Regions from separate parts of the Homo sapiens genome. Here region 2 is linked to region 1. Evidence: chromatin loops called from intact Hi-C (ENCODE). Cell type or tissue: dorsolateral prefrontal cortex. All regions are shown on one strand. Links, peaks and the distances in the headings refer to the core of each region. The heading gives the core; the rest is flanking DNA.

Region 1 (13,300 bases), core at 1,508-9,507:
CTCAGAGGACTTGGCTGACGGGCGGATGGGACAGTGATTGGTGCCGAGAATGGGCCAGAGAAGCAGGTCTGCCTGGAGCAGGCACCCGAGGCCGCGTGCAGGGGCGGTCCTGGGCCACCAACCCCTGGAAGCTGGGCCAGGAGCTTCGGAGCCATCCGAGGCTTTTTTCGCTCCTCTCACTCTCATGCACCTAGTTACCCTCCCCACAGAGTCTTCTCACGGCGCGGTTTTCGGCTACCATTGCAGTGGTGTCTGACTACACCCAGTGCCTCTATCGTTCCCCCCTCAGTCTGTTCTCGCTTCTTGGCAAACCTGTCCTTGGAAAGCCCTCTGCTGACTCCTGTTACCCTGATCAAATGCATCCTCCTCAGGAGGCTCGTGAGCCCTTTGCAGGGTGGCCCAAGAGGCATCACGCCCTGCTCTCCAGCCACTCTTGGGGTCCCCTACAGGGCCAGGCGTCCCACACCAGCAGCGGGTGCTGGTCCTGCCACAGTCTGTGCGACACGTGAATGAAGGCTGTAGACCTGTGGTCTGCGGGAGGCAAATTCCAACTCCAGCTGTCAAACATAAGGGGACTGGTAGGCTCTCCAGGGTGGATTGTCTCACGGCATCCAGAGGCAGGGACCGAGGCAGGGACCTAGCCAGGCCTCGGGAAGGAGCTGCAAACCCAGGAGCTCTGGGGTGTGGCTTCATCTCCCTCCCTCCCTACCACCCTACCCCCATCTCTCCGTGTTCTTCAGATGCCTCATTTTCCTGTCAGGCACCTGGCCAGCTCTAGGAGCTGGAATCAGGTTGGTGCCTCCTTGGTCAGTGTCCACCCCTAGTGTCATCCACAGTGACCAACGGAAGGGGTGGCCGGTGGTACAGGACATTGGCCATCTTGGGAAAGATCACAGAGACAGGAAGGGCCTCTCCAGCTGAGCAGATGAGAGGTTCTTCAGTGGTCTGGACACATTTGCCCACTCATGGCCGTCCCCCTGCCCTGTTGAGAGAACCGATGAGGAAAGGGAGCCCTGCATCTGTCGCCTTCCGACTCCGACCGCCTGAGGCTGGGCTGCCGGCAAGCCGCGGCAGCATATGACAGCACTTGAAAGAAAGTCCCTGGAAAGAATGTGGATCATTGCAGAACTCCCTCAAGAAAGCGCCAGAGGAGGACCCCATTCAGCACCCCGCAGAACTCCTCAAACTCCTGCGTCCACACTCCCCCAGCGTGGTGGCTGCTTCTATCTCCCCAGGCTTAGCTGGCCTGGGTCTTGAAGGCCTCTCCTCCTGCTGTCCCCACGCAGCATCCTCTCTGCCACTGCACAGCTGGATGCAGTGAAGGCCAGGCGGCTGTGGCTGCTTGGGCAACAGGAGCTGCTTGACCCTGTTCTGCTGGCCTTGTTGGCCTCACTCCCGTAGAGAGCCAAGGTTACCCACGTCTCTGAAGCTAAGGCTTTCTTTCTAGGCCTGGGGGAGTCACATCTTGCATTCGTACTCACTGAGCTCCACGTCTATGGTTAGAGAATTTATCAACATTTTATAATGCTTTTATCAATTCCATCATTTGAGGGCCCTCTGGCAAGGAACCTGTTAGTACATGGAGTGCCTGGAATGTTCCAGAAAGCTAACATGAACAGCTGGCCCTTGCTGTCCTTATACATTGAGGACTCCAAAGGCCACTCAGGATGACAGGAAATGCAGGCTCCAAAAGATTCGGTTCCTTTGTGAGGCCCTCGGGCAGTGGTCAGACACGAAGGAAATAGGAAATCACCCCCAAACCACACCTCTCCCTATGAGGCCACAGCTGCCGATGCAGCCTTGGGAGGGGGATGGAGGGAGAGAGGAGGGCATCTGAATGTGGACACACCCTGCTGTGAGGGCTGTGGGCGGTCCTGAGACTGGAGCCAGCCCCCAGGCTCAGCTCAGCTCGGGGACCTCGTGCCCGGGCTTTCCTGGGGAGGAAGGTGTTGGATCTCCTGCCTCTCTGTATTCATTCACACTTTGGGTTTCTCTCTCTTCCGCGCATTCTAACATCTGCAGGATTTTTTTTTTTTTTTTTTTTTTTTTGAGACAGAGTCTCGCTCTGTTGCCCAGGCTGGAGTGGAGTGGTGCGATCTCAGCTCGCTGCAAGCTCCGCCTCCTGGGTTCACGCCATTCTCGTGCCTCAGCCTCCAGAGTAACTGGGACCACAGGCGCCCGCCACGACGCCCAGCTAATTTTTTGTATTTTTAGTAGAGACGGGGTTTCACCGTGTTAGCCAGGATGGTCTCGATCTCCTGACCTTGTGATCCGCCCGCCTCGGCCTCCCAAAGTGCTGGGATTACAGGCGTGAGCCACCGGGCCTGGCACATCTGCAGGATTTATGGATGAAGGGCCACAAACCCACATTTGGTCTCATTCAACAGATGTTGTGTCGGCAGGGCGAGGTGGGACTCTGTCTCTGCCCACGCTACCTGCCCCTGGGGTTGTAGTTCTAGGAAAGCAAGTCTCAGACTGAGTTTTGATCTGGATTAAATTCTGTCCCAGGTGCAGATATTTATAGGAAAGCAGGGACAAGAGCCCTCAGGCAAAGCTGGGTATCCTGCGATGGGTGCCTCTGGGAGTTCGCAGATAACAAGGCCTTTTCCTGGAGGCAAAGCAGAAGCGTTCTGTGGCAGACCAGTCAGCTTTCTAGCAGGTCAGGGGCAGGGACATCTAGGCCCAAGGTGTCACACCGTGCCTGGCTGCTGGCTCTCCTCTTGCAAGGACACAGCTCTTACAGGACTTCCTAGCCCACCCAAGAACATCTTTCCATCATCGAAAAGTTATTGATAAGATTTTTCCATCACTGAAAAGTTATTGATAAGTGCCACCATGTGCATGAGCAGCCCTCCAGGTGCTGGCTTGTGGGCCGGTGTTTGAGAATCTTGCCAGTTGAATGTGGGCATCTGTTGAGGGTTTCCCAAAGGCTAACCGTTCGTGCCAGAGGGAGGCCGTGGCTCATTCCTAGGGCCCTGGGTGAGACTGGGGCTCATGCACACACAGGTATCGATGGCATGGGCTGTAACGAGCTGAGTGCCTGCTGCCCTTTCCTAGTGGGGGGGGTGGGCTCCTGGAGAAAGAGGGGAGGCTGCTACTCTCCAGGGCCACAGGGAGCCCAGAACGCCACCTCCTGGTGTCAGCAGCAGCAAATCCATATAAGTCTGCAGCAACTTAGCTTTTGCCTCCTCAGAGGAAATAATTCATCCAGGGGGCACAAGGCAGGGTCAGAGACTGAGGTAAGTTTCAGAGCAAGAGTGAAAGTTTATTAAAAAAGTGTTAGAGCAGGAACGAAAGGAAATAAAGTACACTTGGAGGAGGGCCAGGTGGGCATCTTGAGAGAGCAAGTACACGGTTTTGACCTTTGACTTGGGGTTTATATCTTGGCATGCTTCTGGGGGCTGCGTCCCTTCTCCCCTGATTCTTCCCTTGGGGTGGGCTGTCCGCATGCGCAGTGGCCTGCCGACACTTGGGAGGGCCGCGTGCACAGTGTGCTTACTGGAGTTGTGCGGTGCCCTCTTGAGGCAGTCTTCCCTTACCAGTTCCTAGGGGAAGGTCACACGCTGGTTAAACTTTGCCACTTTGCCTCGTAGTGTGCATGCTTGACCTCACTCACCAACTCCTGAGATTTTTTTTAAATTTTTTAATTTAAGTTCTAGGGTACATGTACACAACGTGCAGGTTTGTTACATAGGTATGCATGTGCCATGTTGGTTTGCTGCATCCATTAACTCGTCATTTACATTAGGTATTTCTCCTAATGCTATCCTTCCCACCCCACGACAGGCCCTGGTGTGTGATGTTGCCCGCACTGTGTCCAAGTGTTCTCATTGTTCAATTCCCACCTGTGCCAACTCCTGGGATCTTATCGGGAAGTGGCTCATCATCAGCTTTAGGTGTTTTCTATCTATTGGGAGCCTGCCTTTCTCTGGCACCAGCTGCAACCAATAATTATTTTAGACAGTTTAACAACAGCTTGACCATCACCTGATGATCACCTGACATTTCTGTTGGGGCGCGGGCCCATCTCCTGCCCCGCTCATGTGGGGCTCAGTCTGCCCAACCTTTCCCCAAGGGCCTGTCTTTACTTCATTTGTGGTAAGCCCCAAGCAGAATGGACTCTTGTTATGATCCCAGGAACTGCTCACGGCCACCTCTGTGGATGAACACCTAGCGGCTGCTCTAAATACATGCTGTGAAAGTTGTCAGAATCAAAATGGAGTCACTAATGTTAAGAAAGCCCTGACAAAGAGTTGGTGGGGAAGGCCACGAAGAGAGGACACTTATGCTTGCATGCCTGATACCAGAAAGGACTACAAAAACCACAGCCCGGCACAGAGGCCATCACACCCTTACACAAAAAATATTTCTGCAAGGACAACTGCCCAGCAATTGCCTGTCCAACCTCAGACTGGAATGACCTTTGTTATTGATGTTTGTAGCCAAGGAGAATTATCTCAAAACCACTGTGATCCTGCTCGCTTTTCCTTTAAAGACCTTTGTCTTCCTTGACCTCCCTGAATAGGCATATGGTTTACTATGGCGTGTGTACTCTCCTTGTAATGTTCTGTTCTCAAGCTAACATCTATTCTTCTAGAGAACCTCTCTCTTAGGCTGACAACGCTGTGGATCTGGGCTCCCAGGAACTGGGGCTGACATCAGAGGGGTGGAAAGAGAACAGCAGCTCTCCCTGAGGGGATGCTTGCCAAGGATAAGGAGACGATGGTTCTCTAAGGATTATTTTATATTCATCTAAAAGGGTATTTTTGTTGTTACCCCTAGCCTTTTTTCCCTTTTAATTTTCTGATGAATAATTTATATAAAGAAAACCCATTCTAAGTGTGCAATTCTATGAGTTTTGACAAATGTCTTCACCCATGCAAATCCTGTTACAACGGAGATATAGAACATTTCCATTACTTAAAAACAGCCAGGTGCTGTAGCTCATGCCTGTAATCCCAGCACTTTGGGAGGTCAAGGCGAGAGGATTACTTGAGCCCAGGAGTTCAAGACCAGCCTGGGCAACATAGTGATGCCCCATCTCTACAAAAATAGAAGAAATTAGCTGGGCATGGTGGTACATGCCTGTGATCCCAGCTACTTGGGAGGCTGAGGTAAGAGGATTGCTTGAGCCTGGGAGGTGGAGGCTGCAGTAAGCCACAATCTCACCACTGCACTCCAGCCTGGGTGACAGTCAGACCCTGACTCCAAACAAAAACCAAAACTTCCTTCTTGCCCCTTTGCAGCCAGACTGTTTTCTGTCATTGTGGATGCATCTGTTCTAGAAATTTACATGGATGGAATCACTCAGTCTTTTGTATCTGGCTTCTTTTACTTGGCACAGTGTTTGTGAAACTCATCATTGTTCCACATAACAGTAGTTCCTTTTAATTGCCAAGTGGCATTCCTTGGTGTGAATGCACCACAGCTGGGCTAGCCACCCAGATGCTGATGGGCAGTCGATAGGCGGTAGGATGTCCCCATTTTCAGTCACTATGAATTGGTCTGCTGTAAGCACTAGAGTAGAAATTTTTTTTTAGAGACAGGGTCTCGCACCGTCATCCAGGCTGGAGGGCAGTGGCTCATAGCTCACTGCAGCCTCAAACTCCTGAGCTCGGGCAATCCTCCCACCTCAGCCTCCCAAGTAACTGAAACTACAGGCACACACCACTACACTTGGCTAATTTTTAAACTTTTTGTAGAGACGGGGTCTTGCTGTGTTGCCCAGGCTGGTCTTGAACTCCTGGGCACAAGCAATCCTCCCACCTCTCAAGTAGCTGTAATAGGTGTAAGCCACTGCCCAGCACCATTTATTGAAGAATCTGTCCTTTCCACAGTGAGTGTGCTTAGCACCTTTGTTGGAAATCAGTCGGCTGTAGAAAGCGGATTAATTTCTGGGCCCTCTGTTCTGTTCCATTGGTCTGTGTGTCTGTTTTTATGCCAGTTCCATGCTGTTTTGGTTACTGTAGCTTTGTAGTGTATTTTGAGTCTGGGAGTGTGATGCCTCCAGCTTTGTTCTTTTTGTTCAGGATGGCTTTGGCTGTTTGGGGTCTTTTGTGGTTCCATACAAATTTTAATATTATTTCTTTTTCTAAAAAGAATGCCATTGGTATTTTGATAGGCATTGCCTTAAATGTGTAGATTACCTTGGGTAGCACAGTCGTTTTAACAATATTAGTTCTTCCAATCCTTGAGCATGAGATGTCTTCTCATTTGTTCATATCCTCTTCAGTTTCTTGCGTCAGTTTTTTGTAGTTTTCCTTGTAGAGGTCTTTCACCTCTTTTGTTAAATTTATCCCTAGGTATTTTATATTATTTGTTGCTATTGGAAATAGGATTGCCTTCTTGATCTCTTTTTCAGCTAGGTTTTTGTTTGTGTATAGAAATGCTACTGATTTTTGTATATTGCCAGGGGCAGCCTGTGGGACTTTTTCTTAGGCCCTTATTGGAGGCACAGAGCCATTGGGCAGGCCAGGGGCGTACCTGCAGGTGGGGGTGCCGTGGGGCTGATTTTCAGGCCCTGAGCTCCTGCTGTCAGTTGCTTGGAGGCTGGTGGGGCCTATGTGGGGAGACCTGCAGCTGTTTGGCTCAAGGGTGGGTTTGCTGCAGGTGGGAGGAGCAGACAGCTGGAAGAGCTGCGGTGGGGATGGGTTTCCCTGCTGTGCAGGACCAGAGTCACAGCTAAGCCTGGGCCCAAGCTCTATGCAGCTGGGGTTGTGGTGTTCAGCTGCCCATGTGGGCTTGGTGGCATGAAAGTGGAGCCCCAGTGCTGGAGAGGTGCAGGTGCTACTGGCCCCAGGGCAGAGCCCCTCCAGATGCAATAGCAGCTTGGCTCATGGCATGGGTGTGGGGTGGGAGGTGCACACCTTTTGCTCCTAATCGGGGGAACACTGCTGTGAGAATTCCCTGCAGTGCTCCCAACTGGGCTCAGGGCTTGCAAGGACTGTGGGTTCTCCTGCAGCAAGGACTGCCAGCATTTGCTGTAGCAGTGGCAGCTGGTGGAGATCTGCTTACCTTTTCCTTGCCACTGGAAGTCCCTCTTTGCTTCTAGGTCAAACTGGTGGGTGAGGAAGACTGGGCAGCAGACGCCACCTGGGCTTCCGAGCACCACAGGGGTGTCTCCGGCCTCTGCTGCAGTCCAGCACTCTGCCTTCGACGCTCCAGTCAAATTGTCACTGTCAACTTGTTGCCTTGATCCTTCTTTGTGGGGAGGAGGGGATGAGCGCCAGACAGTTCTAGTCAGCCCTGTTGCCAACACCACTCTCCTTCTGGTGACTTTCAAAGAGAAAAGTTGAACATTTTTACTACACCCAACGTAATCATGTTTCAGTGATAAGAGTTTTTGAATTTTGCTGTATGTGTTTTGAATTTCTGTTAGTAGGAGCATACTCATTTGGGGTCATTGTGTCCTCTTGATGTCTTGACCCTGTTGTCTTTGTTTATCCCTGGTGATGTTCTTTGTTCTGACATCTGCTTTGTGTCGTGTCAACATAACTACTTCAGCTTTCTTTTGACAGCGCTTCCCTGGCATGCCCTTTTCTCTCCTTTAACTTTTAACCTACCTGTGTTTTAAATATACATATGTATCTATCTGTCTATCTACACATTTTTTTTTGAGATGGAGTTTTGCTCTTGTCACCCAGGCTGGAGTGCAATGGCACTATCTAACTCTCACTGCAACCTGTGCCTCTTAGGTTCAAGTGATTCTCCTGCCTCAGCCTCCCGAGTAGCTGGGATTATAGGCACCTGCCACCATGCCCAGCTAATTTTGTAGTTTTAGTAAAGTCAGGTTTTCACCATGTTGGCCAGGGTGGTCTCGAACTCCTGACCTCAGGTGATCCACCTGCCTTGGCCTCCCAAAGTGCTGGGATTATAGGTGTGAGCCACCACGCCCAGCCTATTTTCTTTTTTTTAAGTAAAATTTTGAGACAGGGTTTTGCTCTATCACCCAGGCTGGACTGGAGTGCAGTGGTGCCATCTTGGCTCACTGCAGCGTCACCCTCCCAGGCTCAAGCAATCCTCCCACCTCAGCCTCCCAAGTAGCTGGGACCACAGGGGTTCACCACCACACCCAGGCAATATTTGTATTTCTTATAGAGATGGAGTTCCACCCTGTTTCCCAGGCTGGTCTTGAACTCCTGGACTCAAGCAATCCTCCCACCTCAGCCTCCCAAAGTGCTGAGATTACAGGCATGAGCCACCATGCTTGGCCTTAACCTATCTGTGTATTTATATTTAAAACGGGTTTCTTGTAGGCGGCTTAGAGTTAGTTCTGTATTTCAATCAACAATCTCTGCCATTTAATTAGAGTGTTACATCATTTAAATTTAATTATCAATGTTTTCTTATTTGTCCTATTCATTCTTTGTTCTTTTTCCTCTTTTTTCTTCCTGCTTTTAGAATTATAAATTTATCTTTTTTGGATTCAAATATGTCTTCTTATTGGCTTTTCAGCTAGATCTTTTTGCTTTACTTGTTCAGTGTTTTTTTCTACAATTGTCAATTTGCAGCTTAAACTTAAGCTAGTCTACTTCCAGATATTATAACCCTTCATGTGGATTTTAATGACTTTAAACAGTAACGTTCCATTTCTGTTCTATTCCTTTCTTTATTGTCATACATTTCACTGTCACGTGAAATACAGCTGATATATACCCTTTAGCCTCAATAACTTCCTTTAGCATTTTGTGTTATGCAGATCTACTGAAAATGGATTCTACCAATTGTCATTTGTATGGAAATATCCTTAATTTGCCCTCGTTTTTTGAAAGATATTTTCACTAATTCTCTAGGTTGATGGGCACTTTTTCTTCTGTCATGTTAAATCACATCGTTCAGTCCACTGTCTTCTGACTTGCATTGCTTCTGATGACAGATTGGCAGCTGTTCTTCTGTGTTTCTTTGTGTTTTGTGTGTATTTGTCTGGCGCTTTTGCCTTGTCTGTCCTGCTTGGGGCTTACTGAGCTTATCAATCTGTGAGATTCAAGTCTGAAAATGTTGCAGTGAAGGTTTCTTCAAATATTTCTCTGCCTGCCTCTTCCTTTTGGGACTCCAGTTATATGTATATGAGCTGCTTGATGCTGTTTCAATGTCAGTGAGGTTCTGTTTATGTTGAAACTTTTCTCCCGTCTCCGTGCTTAGGTTTGAATACTTTCTAATGCTTGTATTCAAGTTCACTGGTATTTTTCTGCAGTTTTCAAACTGCTGCTAAGCTCATATTATGAATTTTTCATTTCAAAGGTATTTTTCATCTCAGAGGTTCCATTTAGTTATATATATACATAATATATTTTGCCAGGATATATCCTTTGGTTAAAAAAAAAGTCTGTAGGTATTAAAAGCAGGGTTACGTTGAATGACCTTGAACATCCATTTTCTGATATTTTGTGACTTTAAGGTAGCTGCTTAGAAGTGGAATTGAAGGATGCAGTTGTGAATGCACACAGGTCTTTCCGGGCATCTCTGAGCTTCTTCCCGCAGGGGCTGTGCTGTTTGCATCCCAGCAGCAAAGCATGAGGTTGTGTGTTTCCCTGCAGCCTCCCCATCAAGGTGTGCTGGTGACCTTGTGGAGTTTTGCCAACCTGTTAGGAGAGATGTTGTAACTCAGTGTTTTCATTTCTAATTCTCGGATCATGAAAACTAACAGGCTTGGCTTGGTGTGGTGGCTCATACCTGTAATCCCAGCACTTTAGGAGGCCAAGGCGGGTGTAACACCTGAGGTCAGGAGTTCAAGACCAGCCTGGCCAGCATGGTGAAACCCCGTCTCTACTAAAAATACAAAAAATTAGCCGGGCGTGATGGTAGGCGCCTGTAATCCCAGCTACTCAGGAGACTGAGGCAGGAGAATTGCCTGAACCTGGAATGTGGAAGTTGCAGTGAGCCGAGATCGTGCCACTGCACTCCAGCCTGGGCAAGAGAGAGAGAGACTCCATCTCAAAAAAAAAAAGAAAAAAGAAAACAACGGGCTTATTTACAGCAGGAGCTGTGGTGCCCTTGGGGGATGTGTGAGCTCCAGGGATGACAGCAACCACCATCTGTTCATCTCAGCACTTGGGAGACAAGCCCTGTAGGATTCATTCAGTAAAAATAAAATCCTACGAAGTGAATTTGTAGGCTTGGGGAAGTGTGGACAATGCAGTTTGGGCATCACCTACGTACAAGCAGAATTCGCAGGAACAGCTCCTGGGCATTGGGATGAAACATGGCCCCTGCCATCTGCTTCTTGGTGTCAGGCCGGCCTCCTGCTTCCCGCCTTTGTTGCCAGCGTGGAGGAAGCAGAGGTCAGGGAGGCAGTCACTGCTTGTCCCTGACACGGGACTCAGTCTCCAGACAAGGCGGCTGCTCTCAGTGTCCTGTCTCATGACTCCAGGAAGGCCCCTCCCTGTAGAGTGTCAGCAAGTGCCCACGACCCACCCACAGAGCAGCTGAGCAGTGCCTAGCGCGCAGGGCAGGCCACACGGCGCCACCATCAGAGCACGAGAACAGAAGGGCTGGGGGCCGTGGGAGCCTGGGCGGGCCAGGGTAACGAAGAGCCCGCCGTCGGTCTCTGCATCCGTCGGCTCACGTGGCCACGGAGCAGCACCGTGTTACAGCAAAGCGGTCCTGATCCAGAACCCAAGAGAGGGTTCTTGGATCTCGCACAAGATAGAATTCAGGGGGAGTCCGCAGTCCCATGTGGAAGTGAGTTTATTAAGAGAGTAAAGTGGCGAAAGGACGGCTGCTCCACAGACAGAGCAGGGCATTCCCGAAACTAAGAGGAGAAAGGCGCCCACCTGGGGTACAATCCTGGTGTATACGGGGAGATGTGCTCTGCTACGAGCGTTGATGATAAAGAATTAATTTTCTTAATTAGTATATTTTGCAAGAATCAATATCATTTATCTTTAAGGCAAAATTAGGAATGCCTTTGTTCTCTGGATATCGGGGTATCTGGACTCCCAAGTCTGGGTCTGTTTAGTAAACATTATTTATTTGTTCCTTTATCTCTAAACGTCTAGAGGCTGGGAATGCCCGACTCTCTGGGAGTGGAGCCTAGCAAGTCCTAGCCTCGTTTTCCAGCCCTCACTCGAGGTGGAGTCGCTCTGGTTCCAGCGCCTCTGACGACCGCAGGCTGGGGCTTAGACAGGACATTTATTGCTCAAAGTACAGTCCATGAGGCTGGCGGTCCCAGATCCAGGTGTGGCAGGGCTACTTCCTCCTGAGGCCTCTCCTTGGCTTCCAGACACCGTCTTCTCCCTGAGTCCTCACCGGGTCGCCCCTCTCTGCGTGTCCGCCTCCTGATCTCCTGTTCTTACAAGGACACCAGTCACAACGGGCCCACCCTCTTGATCTCATTTAACTGAAATCCTTTCTGTAAAGACCCCATCTCCAAATACCGTCACATTCTGAGGTCCTGGGGGTCAGGACTTGAACATTTAAACTTGGAGGCAGGCACAGTCCCACCCATCACAGCCCATTGTCCTCCACAGCCCTCCAATCTCACTTCGAGTCTTCCCCAAGGGTCAGCACAGGCTCTGCCCTTGTGAGCTTCATGGGAATGAGGGTCAAGGGGGTAATGAGGGCCGGAAGTGATCGGAGGGAGGCGGGAAGAGGGAGGACTTGGACTCCGCCCACGGGGTCCCCACCTGGGCATGGCTGTAGGGAGGGGCATCGTGCTGCTCTTGTCCTTACTGGGGGCCAGTGTCTGAAGGAGGAAGGGATGGGTGGCAGGCACTGCGGGGAGGAGAGGGCTCTCCAGCACTCATATTTTCATCCTTTGACCGTGCTGCCTGGGCACTGAGCATAGGAGGATGTCGCTGGCTGGCAGGGCTGTCACCCTCATCGATGGCCCAGTTTCCCAGGAGGAAATGGATGGGATGGCAGGTTTCAGCAGAGAGCACACAAGCCCTGCTATTATCTTACAAAAAGCCAGGCCAGCCTCCCACAGCTCTCCATGTGACTTAGCATCAATATTGGGGGTTTTGTAGTTACCTCAGGAAACCTACTTTTGAACAAATAATAGATTATGTTCTCTGGAACACAGGGGGAGCTAAATGCCTTTTGACAGCCAGCAGCTTATGGAAATAGCCCTTTTCCTGGCAGAAGAAGTCGGTTCCCCACGGCCGCGCCCGCTGCTTCATCCAGCTTCCCCTCGCTCTGTGCCGACGGGTGCCCGGAGTTCAGCCCCTGGCCTGACTGTTGCTGTCACTGCCCCCTTGACCACTGCAATGGTGACAGCTGTGATGTACGATTACAAAGCGGGACACAGAGCCCTCCCAGAGCAAGGCAGCTCCCCTGTGGGCCAAGCGGACCAGGCTACTGGGGGACCCTGGGCTCCTGGGACATGGGGTGCGGGTGCAGACAGGGCCTGAAGTGCTCCTAGGTGCATGCCAGTGGCAGGAAGCCCCATGTCACAGAGATGTGGCCCAAGCGCTTGACAAGAGACGGCGTCAGATGATGTAAAAGAAACCAATGGACCTAAGTGGGTGCCATCCTGAGCCCCGCTGGTGGATTAACTCAGTTCCATGCCCACGACTGCCCGAGGTGGAGCGATGGTCATGCCCACTGCACAGATGAGGAGCCGAGGCCAGGAAGGGTTTTGCCAGATGCCTGGGCTGGGGCCAGGGCTCAGGACCACCCACTGAACTGCCTGCTCGGCCCACCCTGGCAAGTGTGTGCAAGGGCCCGGTGGTGCCGACGAGGAGGGCCATGGGGAGGAGATGTTGTTGTCCTGAGACTCCCAGCCCCACCTGAGGGGGAAGAGGGTGGGAGAGCAAGGCTGGGAGCCACCCTTGGGGGCTGTGCATGTGCCCCCTGACATTGGAGGACACAGGCCACGCCACACCTGTGCCACCCAGGGAGTGGGAAGGAAGCACGTGGCCGTGGAGAGGCCAGCAGGTGGCAGGAAGGGCTGCAAGCCCCCAACCACGGGGTCACACGTAGGGGACCCAGCACCCCATGCAGGAGCTGGGCTGTGCCCTGCATCTGCACAGGCCGGGGCATGAACTGGGCATCAGCACCGCCCTCCCATGGGGACGAGGACCCATGCCCGCGTGGTGCAGGAGCTGTGCACTGAGCAGCCCCATGGGCAACTCCAGCCCGCAGTGCCAGGAGCAGGGCCAGGCCTTGTGGCAGGGGTGCAGGCTGGCTCCTGGCGGTCGCTCAGCTCTCGGGGATAGGTGAGGACGCGTGGAGAGGGGATAGCATGGGCATCAAGGCCGAGGCACTGGCCCCTCCCAGAATGGCCTCCAGGACCACCCTGCCTGCCCCCGGGTGCCCCGCTGTGCCTGGGGAGGGTAAGGGTCACTTCGGGTTCACGGCT
Region 2 (11,569 bases), core at 3,443-11,442, 200 kb after region 1:
TGTCCCTGTGTGCACATACCTGCATCTGCACACACACCTCCAAACACACCTGCACACACATGTGAACCTCTACACATGCTTGGCCCTGTGAACACACACCTGCATTGGCACACACACCTGCACATGCACCTACATGCACCTGCACCTATATACAAATTTGCCCCAGTGAGCACACAACTGCACTTGCACACACATCTGCACACAAACTTCTGCACACACCTGCACACACCTGCACCTATACATACACGTCCCTGTGCACACACACCTAGAGCTATATACATACTTGCCCCTGTGCACTCACACCTGCACACACACCTGTACCTGTGCACACACCTGCACACATACCTACACACACCTGCATCTATACACACTTTCCCGTGTGTACACACACCTGCACCTGCACTCACACCTGCATGCACACCTGTACCTCTGCACACCACCTGCATGCACATCTGTACCTCTGCACACACCTGCACACATACCTACACACACACCTGCATCTATACACTTTCCCCTGTGTACACACACCCACACCTGCACTCACACCTGCACGCACACCTGTACCTCTGCACACACCTGCACACATACCTACACACACCTGCATCTATACACACACCTGCACCTGCACTCACACCTGCACGCACACCTGTTCCTCTGCACACAGCTATGTCACCCCACATGTGCACTCTCACCTAAGCTGGAGCAGCCCAGAGGGTTTGCTCATTTGCTCATTAAGTGGTTCTTGCTTGAGCAAACCGGGAAGTCATCTTGAGTGGAAGCACCTGGTCTCTGGTAACAGACGCTGAGAATCACCTGATTTGACCCTTCGACAGTGAGATGATTGTCAGAACAGAACCCTTGTGCATATTTTCAATATGAGTTGATGAGGCCAAGAGCTCTTATTGGATGGGAGGTTTATTTCATAAGCCACTTGATTTTAAAGACTCAACAGAGAGGACATATTTCTTAGTATACTGAGTAAGACATTAACATTTGTGTTTGAGGGAGGACATTTGAGCCAGGATTTTGCAAACATAATTGGTTTGCAGTCCTTGACTCCTTGGAGTGTTTGTGTCAGTTGGGATTGAAACGGCATGTATTTAACTTTATCAGTATGTTTTCAGAGTCATCTTCATTTAGAAAACGCATTGATAACCCAGAATGAACATATTTTTTGCAGTGATATTCTTTAAGCTGAAAATGAAATATTTGCTTCTACACCATTTAGTTGTGCCAGTCGCCTTTGATTTAGCAGACGATTTTGCTCTGGCTAAGTTGCTCTTTTAGACAGACGTTTATATGGGCGATGTTTTCCAGCAATGTGTTTAGCAATTCTCCTTTTCTCCATGTTCACATTTAAAGGGTTGTCTTAGACACCCATTTGCAGCCAACATGATCCCTAAGCTGGGACAAATGCAGCAAGTCAGGCCCTTGTGTTCAGGAAGTTACTCGTCGTGACCCAGGAAGGCAGTGACACAGGGAGTGACAGGGCTCTGGGCTCTGCCCTGTGATCTTGGGAAGTGACTCGGCTTTTCTGCCTCACCTTCCATCCTCTGCAAAGCAGGGGCGAGGTGGAACTTACCTGTAGGACCGTGGAGTCTGGAGGGCGCGCAGCTGTCCTGAGACCGGGCCTGGCCCACAGCGGGTGCTTACTCAATGCTGATGTCTCGGCACGTGCGTCATGTTCCGTTCTGGAGTTAGTCGTCTTTCATGAACACGCGGGAAATTTTGGGGTGGGCAGGGGCCCATCACCGGATCAAGGTAGGGTTTGACCGATGTGACTGGTTAGCTGGAAAACATTGATTATTTTATGGGGGTGAAGAACCAGCCACACTTTTTACAGTGTTGGATCTTAGATTGCAAACTGCGTTTTGTGAAAAGCTGGGAATTTCAGCTTCAGCTACTGATTAAATTACCACAAAAAAGCACTGCCAATTTAGGGTATTTCAGTAGAACTCTGGGTTTGAATATTTCTGATTTCTAGAGGAAGAGACAGCATGTTGCGTCTTGGACAAGTCAACACCTTCTCTTTGAGCAAATTATTTCTTCTATATTCACAGTTGATTCAGAATTAGATGGACCCAGCAACGATGTGTCCTCAGTTCTTCATTTTGACAGTCTGGGTTTGTTACTGCTCAGAGCGCACATGTGTTTCTCCGGACATACATCCCTCGCACATCTGCGCACTGACAGGACTTTAATGTATCAATGTGCACACATCGGGCCCTAGAACCGGAGGCTGTCCACTCTGCTCTGCGGCTACCCTTGCCCTTCAGGGTCTCTGGGGAGACAGTGACACCGTAGGGTGTGGGGCAGGCACCAGGACTCTGCAGCTAGAAAGGCCTGGGTTCAAACCCCCGTACTATTTTTACCACTGTGATAACTTTGGAAAGGGATTTCCATTTCTAAGCCTTGGCGTCTCCTCTATAGAAAGGGGTGAATAAGAAGACCTGTCTTCAGGGCTATTGGAAGAGCATCGTGGTAGAACGCTCTTAGTCAACAGTCACTGCCATCGTTAGCTCCCTAAGTGTGGGTCTCCTCTAACCTAAACACAAAATTCTGGTCTTTCTCCCTCACTGTGCCAGCAAAGGGAATGTACTCTTCACCACCCATCAGGTTTGAAGCTGTGGCTTCTTCTCATCCAGGAGTCTGCTTGGTGCTTGCGGCTGAACTCCTCCAGCATCCTTGTCAACACGGCCTCCTGACAGTGGTGCTCTCCAGAAACCAAGTGCGCTGGTGTTCTGCTGTCTTTTTCTTATTAACCATGAACTCAGAGAATGTTTCAGCAGTTGGTATCATGTCTTTCAAGGTGATGCTTACTTTTTTTTTTTTTTTTTTGAGATGGACTTTCGCTCTTGTTGCCCAGGCTGGAGTGCAATGGGGCGATCTCAGCTCACCGCAACCTCCACCTCCCGGGTTCAAGCGATTCTCCTGCCTCAGCCTCCCTAGTAGCTGGGATTACAGGCGCATGCCACAACACTCATCTAATTTTGTATTTTTAGTAGAGATGGGGTTTCTCCATGTTGGTCAGGCTGGTCTCGAACTCCTGACCTCAGGTGACCCACCCACCTCAGCCTCCCAAAGTGCTGGGATTACAGGCATGAGCCACCGCACCCGGCCAGCGATGCTTACTTTTATTAGAACACGTTAGCTGGCATCTGAGTGTCACAGGGATGCTGTGTGGCAGCCAGCCCGGTGCTTGAGTCACAGCTCAGCTCTGCTTCTCAATTCTCATTCCATCCTTGTTCCCTGGAGTCCTGCGGGAGTGGCTGCTGCTGGATGTTGTCTCTTCTTTGGTAGCTGTCAAAAGAGATTCATGAAAAAAGTGAGTAGGTAAACGGCCCAACTACCTTACTGACCTGTAACCCTAGGAAATAAGCTGGGGTGGTTGGGGGCACAGGATCCTCTAACGGAGACCCCAGGGACCCAGGCGTGTATGTATAAAACCAGCCAACAACAAATCAATCTGTAACAGGCAAGAAGATCTACGGAAATGTTCTCTTTTCCTTTTTTAAGAAGAACGGTGGGAAAGCGATGCACATGGCCAAACGGTGCAATCGGAGGGGCAGATAAACAGCGCGATCGGAGGGGTTGATAAAGGTGTGATCGGAGGGGCTGATAAACGTTGCACAATGTTGCCTGTTTTTCTACATTGTCGCTGTTTCTCAGAAAGTGCCCTCAGGCGATGACACTCAAGAGCCCTCCTCACTGCAGGCTACAGGTGTCTCCCTGGAGAACTGCGGAGGGGCTCTATAGCACGGACCCTGCCCGTGTCATGGGCATACAGAAGAATCCGTGCAGGCTTCCCAACGGGCGGGATCCTGATGAGGGGCTGGTTCTTCTAAAGCAGGAGCAGCTGAGCGTGCAGGGAGGCTGCTGACCATCCTGCCCTGGAGTCTTCCGCAGCCACGGTTGCCTTGAGCAGGCAGAAAGGAGAAATATCTGAAAATGGGACTCCTTGTGCAGGAACCCACATTTGCAAATGGGACAGGTCCACCCCAGAAGGTTGCTGAGCAAGCTTACATGTCTGGGACTGGCCTGTCCTGCTGTCCGAGGGGTCCTTTTTCAGGGCCAGGCTCAGTGGGGAGAGGACGCCGGGTGGGGCTGCCTGCACGGGTGGGCCAGTGACGGTTGGGCTGTCTGCACAGGTGGGCCGGTGCAGCCCGCAAGCGGACAGCCTGCCCGTTGGAACAAAGAGTCATCTAATTTGTTTAAAGTCCAAGTGTAAAGAGACACGGCAACTTTAATGCTGAGGGGCCGGCGTTCTTCAGAAGACGAATCCGGAAATAACTTCCTTCCTTAGAACTGAATCCTGCCTTACGATAGGAACTCGGTAAAATCTGTGAGCAGAAGACTTGCAAACTTTTACTCTTAACATCCTTGCAATGGCCATTTCTCCTTTTGGTCCACCTCTCAAGCTGCACTGCACGTAACATGTTTTCAGCCCCAACGCAGGCTGCCGTGGGATGTGCCAGGTCTCGGCAGGTCAGTGACAGCTGCAGGCAGAGTCTTCCTCCCGGGTGATGTAGCTTTGAAGCACCTGCCATCGGCCGCCATCTCTCCTCATTTCCATTTCATATCGATTTAGCATTTGTGATTGTGTACCATTTTTCTTAAAGAAAACCCCTGAAGTCATCTGAGGCCCAGGCCCTGTGAAATGTGGACCAGAGTGGGAGCGGATCACAGGGAGCCGCCACCTTCTCCTAGAGTCCCCACAGCTTTCAAGGGTGACAGCCCTGGGCGTGTTCTGCAGAGGCAGGAGGAGACAGTTTTTGAGGGCAGCAGGGCAGGGCGCTGATGGAGCCTGCCGGCCTCAGCCATGGACCCGTGGGCTTGCCTTCCTGAGGCCAGCACCTCTGCTCTCCAGCCACGTGGCCATAGGCCGGCTGCTGACTTTGTGGGTCCTTGGTGTTCTCATTTGGAAAATGGGGCATAAGAGCTGCTTCGTGGGGTCATGGGAATGTCAGAAGCCCCTGCCCAGCGTGTGGCACTGAGCATGTGGGTGGCTTTCTCCCTCTGCCCCTGGGCCTGAGTGCTGTCAGGAGTGTGACCAGCACCCTGTCCTTTTTGTCCCACGTCCTCCACCCCTACCTACGGCAACAGTCATCCTGTCCCCTTGGGCTCAAGATGGCCTTGGGCTTGCATTTAACCTGAGTGTGCCTCTTCCCAGGTGAGAACGCAGCTACACAGAAAATGACGGTTCCTGAAGAGGAGCTTTGACCTCTGACCTCTGCTCTGCTCCTGCCCCAGGGCCTTTGCCCGGGCTGCCCCTCCTACAGAAGGTTCTCAAGGCTCGTGGACTCCCGCTGTCCTTGCTAAGACCAGCTCTGCCTCCACCCCACCCTGTAGGCTCCCTGCCTTTTCCCTGGGATCAGGCTGTTTCCGTCCGCACTAGAAATGGGCCCTGTGCAGGCAGGGACGAGGGCTCAGTGGGTACCTGGCATGGTCATCCCTCCGCAAATGTCAGTGGAGGCAATGAGCTCAGTTTTAATAACATGAGTTCTTTCTTTAGAAGTCTGCACAACGGCCCCGTCTTGTGCCTCTTCCTTACCATCTGGAACGGGAGTCTCATCGCTACACCCAGGAGAACAAACATCATGAGAACTGGGGCTGAGGAGCACAGCTGGGGGTGGACACGCAGCACAGTCACTGCCCTGGGGAACAAAGGTTCCCTCTGCAAAGCCATCCAGGCTGCCCTTGCCCAGCCCCAGGCCCTCTCATTCACTTGTTTGCTGTGCCCACTGTGCCTGTCTGTCTGCCTCCCCTGCTAGACAGCAATCCCCCTGAGGGCAAGGCCCGGCCATTAGGAGATGCTCAGCCAGTGCCACTGAATATCGGGTTAGAAAGTGAATGAGTCTGTTCAGGTGATAAGGAGCTTTGGAAATAGAAACGGTGATGGTTGCACAACATCGTGAATGCCACTGACGGGTAACTCAAAGACAGCTAAAATGGCAAATTTTATGTTATACATATTTGATATTCCATAGTTCATAAAAACCCAAAAGAAGGAGTGACTAAATGTAAAAAGTGTAATCTTAAAGTTAAAAACTAGGAGATTTTCTTAATGCCTGAGATAGAAAAGGATTTCTTAATAACTAAAAGCATAGAGAAAAACATTGGCAAATTGAAACAAGGCAACATTGTTAAAGTCACCATAAACCAATGGAAAATAAAAGCTGTGAACTGGCCAAATAGTAGTTACAGTGAATAAAATTGGAAAAGGATTGGCATCCACAGACTGAAGAAGTTCCTCGTAGCTGTAGGAAAGCAAAACACCAAAAAACAGGCACAGCTCATGAACAGGAGACTCGCTGAGAGGAGACCTACCGGGCCACGGAGACAGGGCACCTGCCGTGCTGGAGCTGGCTGGGGTACCGAAGCTGCAATGGGCACCCGGCCTGGAGCTGGCTGGGGTACCGGAGCTGCAGCGGGTGCCCCGCTGGGGATGGATGCACCTCTCTCCCCTCGACTGAGGAAGGGAGCAGGTCTGACCAGGCCTAGAGCCCGTGACTGCTGGGCAGTCACACTGAATACAGAGACTGGAGGCTCTACTCAGGAAGGCAATTTGCAAATCTTCAGCGAGGGAAGCTGCGAGGCTGAGATTCAGGAACAACACTTGCAGGAATATGCCCTGGAGGGACTGACACTCGAGAAGAATTTTTGTTTTGGAATTGTGAGAAACTGAAAATGCCCATCTGCAAGGAAAGTGATAAATGAAGTGGAAGGAGTGATAAGAGTTTTGTACAGTAGTATACGGAACACTCAGTCGAGCCGGATGCGTGACCACGACTGCCCGCACCTGCTCCTGTTGGCAGCATCACCGCGCAGCCCAAGCCCGACAGTGGGATGGGGGTCACTTCAGAGGCCCTGCAGTAACTGTGTTGTGCAACCGGAGAGGAGAGACACGGGTTCTGGGGGACTTTGAAGGCAGCGCTTTTCAGTGGGGGCTCTGGATCTTCGTAAGAGACGGAGTAGAGACGGCAGAGAAAACACCACTTGGAAAGAAGGAGCAATAGCAGATAAACCCTGTGTGGCTGAGCCTGGGGACATGGTGCACAGAAAGGGAACTGGGTGACCTGGTGGACCCTCAGGGTCTCACACGCCAGGCTGGGTGGGACTCGGGAGAGGGACTGAGAGGGGTGAGATGCTACGATACTTCACAAGTGTTCAATTATGACTTTAAGTTTTACCCATTTAGTTTTGTTTTATTTGACAAATTATGGTTTTATATTTTTATTGTAATATTGCTTTTTTCAATTCATTTTACATTTCAAAGTAAAACCATTTGCCTAATCATCAGTCATTTTACTGCTAACAGCATTGATGGGCATCTGGTTTTAGCTTCAGTTTGCAGCCAACCCTTTCGCTTTCAGAGTGAGGATTCAGTTCATTGGCGCGGTTGTGTCTGGCGGCGTCAGCACCCCTGTGACAGGCAGCCTTTCTCCGGGCTTAGAGCGTCAGCGAAGGGATTATTTCAGGCCGACACTTGGCATGGAGAGTTGTCAGGCAAATGCATTTTTGAAGAGTTGGATTTGATCTCAATTATTCCATTTGGCTTTGTGAAAGGAGAGGGTTGGAAAACAGTTTACCCAGCTTCTGGCTCTGTCATATTTTCATTTTAAATCTAAAGGCAACGATGCTGGCAGGCAACCAGCTCTCGGCGTGGACTGACACTTCAGCTACTCTGGGAAAAGCAACCTCATTCAAACAAGCCAGAGCCTTAGTAGCAGCCACCCCACTTTCCCGCCGGGCTGGGCCACGATGCTGACCCAGCGACACACAGCTCCCTTGTGTTCCCGCTGGACGCTGGCCCGGCGGCCGTGGCCTATAGAGCAGGCCCCTCGGTGCATGAAGCCAGCACAGCCCTGGAAATCCCGTGCAACAAAAAGCCTCTGTTCCACCCAGAAGAGCTCTGAGCAGAGAGGGCCCCGCCGAGGCCTGCCGCGACGGACTCACAGATGGGCGCCTGGAGAGAGCGGGCTTTCATTAGGTCAGCCCAGGGGTGGGGGGAGCAGACAGCACTGCTGGGCTTGGCTTGGGAAAGAGGCGCCCCGAACCCGGAGGAACTTCCAAGAGTTTACAGGACGCTCAGGAGCCTCCTTCACTCTGCCTTTTCTTCACGTCCTAAAGTGCACGGAGCTGGTCTTTAGTTTCCAGACAGTGAGCATTAGCCCAGGTGGGCTCTCCTCTGCCAAAGAGGGTCCTGAGGACCCCCACGACTTACAGCCCCCACCACTAGAGCCCCCACGACTTGGAGACCCCACGGCTTAGAGCCCCCACCACTAGAGCCCCCACTACTTAGAGCCCCCACGACTTGGAGACCCCAAGTCTTAGAGCTCCCACCACTAGAGCCCTCACCACTTAGAGCCGCCGTGACTTAGAGCCCCCCACTCCTTTGGATTTTGGGGAGTTGCCCCGCCAGCTCCCCGTCTTTGTGGCTCTGTAATCTGAGATGTCCGGATGGTCCTCTGATAGAAAAGCCCAGCCCTGCAGTTTCCTCTGCAGCCCATTGATGGGGGAAGTGGGGTCCTGCAAGGCTCTGGTGGGCCTGCAAGCTGGGCCTGCTGAGCCACAGGGGCTATTCTGATCACCTCCTTCCTCTCTACCCTATTGGTGAGGGGGACCCGCTGCCCTCAATGGCACCAGATGCCTGAGTGCCCAGCACCCAACCCTGGACAGCTGAGAGTGACAGCAGGCCACGGTCACAGGTGCTGATGTGCGGGTGGAAGGCGGCCCACTCCACTCGGGGACAGGGTGGGCTCTCAGGGGCTGCATGGCTTTGCAGTGGCCGCCCACAGGGTGAGGGGACCCTGGCTCTGTGGGGCTTGGGGCAGGGTGTTGGGAGAATCCTGTGGGCTGGCAGGGATCTGAAGCCCAGCGGGCTGAGGACCAGATGGGTGCTGCTGGTCCCGCTGGTGGAGGAACTGGCAGGGTGGGGAGCCTTTCCCCCTGGGGGACACATCCTATGAGGACAGCGGCTCCCAGGAGGCCTCCAGAGGCTGGGAGGCCTTTCAACGCGAGGATCTTACTGGCCACAGGTGCTGCTCAAACGAACGCTCCGAAAGTCTCAGCAGGTGAGAGCGCAAGTCTCAGTGCCGGAAACTGCTGTGCTGGGGGTGAGGAGGGGTGGACCCAAGGGCAGCCAAGGGCTTTGTGGGGGCACCTGGGGCCCAGGGCACAGGAAGAGCCATGCCCCACATCCAGTGCCCCCAGGTGTAACCCTGCTCCTCATGGCCCAAGAGGTTTTACGTGTGGATGGGTTTTAATTGGGTGTCTGGAAGCAGGTAAAGTTGTGTCTGAGCTTGGTAATGAGAGGCAGGGTAAAAGGGAGGGACATCTTGGAGGTGACATGCCTGATGCAAGGTCTTTACCAAACAGAAACTCCACAGGCCTGACCACACCTGACCAGGGCACAGGGCAGCCGAGGGCAAGGGACAGGTCCTGGTTTGGGGCCACTGCATGTCCTTGATCAAGGCATTGGGTGTTCAGCACCTCATCTTCCTTCTCTGCAAGGTGAGCGGCTTGGTCCCCCAAAACTCCAGTGCATTTATGAATTTTAACTGTTCTACAAGGCTACGGCCAACATGGGTGCCTCCGAGGCTCAGCCTGAAGGCAACATGTGGGGAGCCTGGTGGAAACCAGCCGTGTGGCCGAGGGCAGGCGCGTGCCGGGAAGTGCCCCTGTGCTGCGCTCATTAAGTTGTGATGGTGGCTTGTTAGCAGCTTGTTTTACTTCAAGATACTTCACTACATAAAGATTTTCAATTATGAGACAGATTGAATTGAAAACTGACTTTTCTAAAAACAAGGATTATTCCACATTGCAGAAATGATCCTCAGCTTCAAAGCTTTGTTTTTTAATGAGTGCACCCTTTAGGCATTTGGCACGTCTGGGATCCAAACCCTTGTGTTCATCCTGTGGACTCTGCAAAACGCACAGTGCCTCATGTCTCTTTCTGAACCTGGTCTGGTGTGAGCAGTGAGGAGGGAGTGTCTCAGGCTCCCATGGGGCTGAGGATGGGCTCCACGATGTCCCTCAGCCCACAGAGACAGAGACACACCCAGAACCTCCAAGCCACGGGTCTTGTCTGCAGCTGGGCCAGGTGGACTGCACCTGCCAAGGGAGCCTCCAGGGTGGGTGCTGGCTGGCCGGGCGCCCTCCTCACACACGAGGGCGGGCCAACTTGAGTGGAGCCGTGTCTGCATGCAATGCTGTCTCTGCCCCCAGCAGCTGAATGCCACCTGCTGAGCTAATATTTGCTGAACCATCGAGTCATGGATTCCTTCCTGACAACGTTGCTTAAGTGTTTATCCGAGCAAGAGCTTGGGTCAAGGTTGCCCTCGTCTCCCTGCCTCCCTCTGCAAACACCATTCAACTGCCAGCAGTGCCCTTGATGTCCCGTGTCCAGCTCCTCTGAGTGTGGTTTCCTGGCTCATAGTTGCCCAATGTACGGCATTCCTTGTGGTGAACCACAGGGCTGGCCCAGGATTCTTAGATGTCGGAGGAGGCGAAGATGCCACGTCCAGCAGAAAGAGCTGCACAGTGGCGGCCGCGCGTCAGAACGGCAGCTGTGGGGTGGCTGTGGAGCGGGGCGCCGGCGGTGGGTTGTTTACCACGAGCTCTACAACCAGTGGCTGTGTCTGTGTTTTTTCTCTTTAATGGAATGAAGCAAACGCAGGAGTGCCATGTCCCTGCAAGGACACAGTAGGGGTCTGGGTGATTTAGGGCCCTGGTGAATTCACACCCTCCAGGACATGAAGCCCTGTTTTCTGCACCATTTTACTGATGAGAAGCTTGAGGCTGAGAGAGGCCACTGGAGCAATCTGAGGGGAGGCCAGATCAATGCTGAGCCCTGCGGGCCTCACCTTGCAGGCCACAGCCTCCCTTATCATCTCTCCAACCCCAGCCGAGGCCCTAGGTCCACCCCATGTCCGGGTCATGATCCAGGAAGGGGTCAGTGCTGATCTAGAGCCTGGCGACAGAGCCCCTGGCCCGAGGCCTCCAGGAAGGAGTGTATCTCCAGCTTGCTGCCCATTGGCTGAGGACAGCGGGCTGGGGCATGAATCCCACGTGCGCGCAAGTGCCATTTTGCTCTGTGCTCCATGAACACAGGTGCCCCGAGCGCCTCCTGAGTGCCATGTGCAGAGTGGGCGGTGCCAGATGGGGCCCACCGTTGTCCACAGGGCTTGTGGAGGTGCTGCCGTGCCTCCCAGATGCCCTGTCTGGGCCTGTACCCCTTTGCCGAGTTGAGGAGGCTGTGTACCTCTTTGGGAGATGCCTGGGAGGTCACGAGCACAGACTGTGGGTGGCCCAGAGCCAATGACTGACAGTGGCGGGTGCCATGGCCACCCTGGCCTCCCCAGGGCCAGCAGTGGGGTGCGGGTCACTGGCTGACAGGGACCCCCTCCTGACGCCTGGTCCTGCCCTATCCTGCTCGCCTCGCCCCTTACCCTCAGGTTTCTCCTGCAGGAATCCCCATGGGAGTGCTGGCTGCTGAGGGACGGAGCTTCCCTCCTGGTGGGGCTACAGGGTGAGGAGGGCTTCGCATGGCGGCGGCGGCAGAGGGAAC

The links. Peaks named below come from ENCODE experiments on the same cell type or tissue, not always from the same donor. Only the 100,000 strongest peaks of a DNase experiment are listed, where the experiment ranks them.
Region 2: a loop joins it to region 1, with 8 times the contacts of the local background. A loop is called at or near these places in 2 of 110 quality-filtered maps.

What each region holds. Positions count from the first base shown.
Region 1 is chr5:1,345,955-1,359,254 of GRCh38, forward strand. No RefSeq gene overlaps it. Among named protein-coding and RNA genes, the nearest start is that of CLPTM1L, 7.5 kb to the left of the region's middle. RefSeq lists enhancers at 11,746-12,301, 12,302-12,857, 12,858-13,300. In dorsolateral prefrontal cortex, for the core only: no CTCF peak of the experiment used is centred there; a DNase peak (open chromatin) is centred at 5,440; H3K27ac peaks cover 1,086 bases.
Region 2 is chr5:1,545,177-1,556,745 of GRCh38, forward strand. LOC107986397 (a long non-coding RNA gene) reads left to right here and starts at 3,234. Exons shown (of 2, transcript XR_007059102.1): 1 at 3,234-3,325; 2 at 5,171-10,779. LOC124901161 (a long non-coding RNA gene) reads right to left here and starts at 3,223. Exons shown (of 4, transcript XR_007059099.1): 1 at 3,133-3,223; 2 at 1,583-1,789. RefSeq lists an enhancer at 4,713-5,213. In dorsolateral prefrontal cortex, for the core only: CTCF peaks have their summits at 7,828 and 8,029; DNase peaks (open chromatin) are centred at 7,815 and 9,545; H3K4me3 peaks cover 1,757 bases; H3K27ac peaks cover 1,236 bases; H3K27me3 peaks cover 4,078 bases.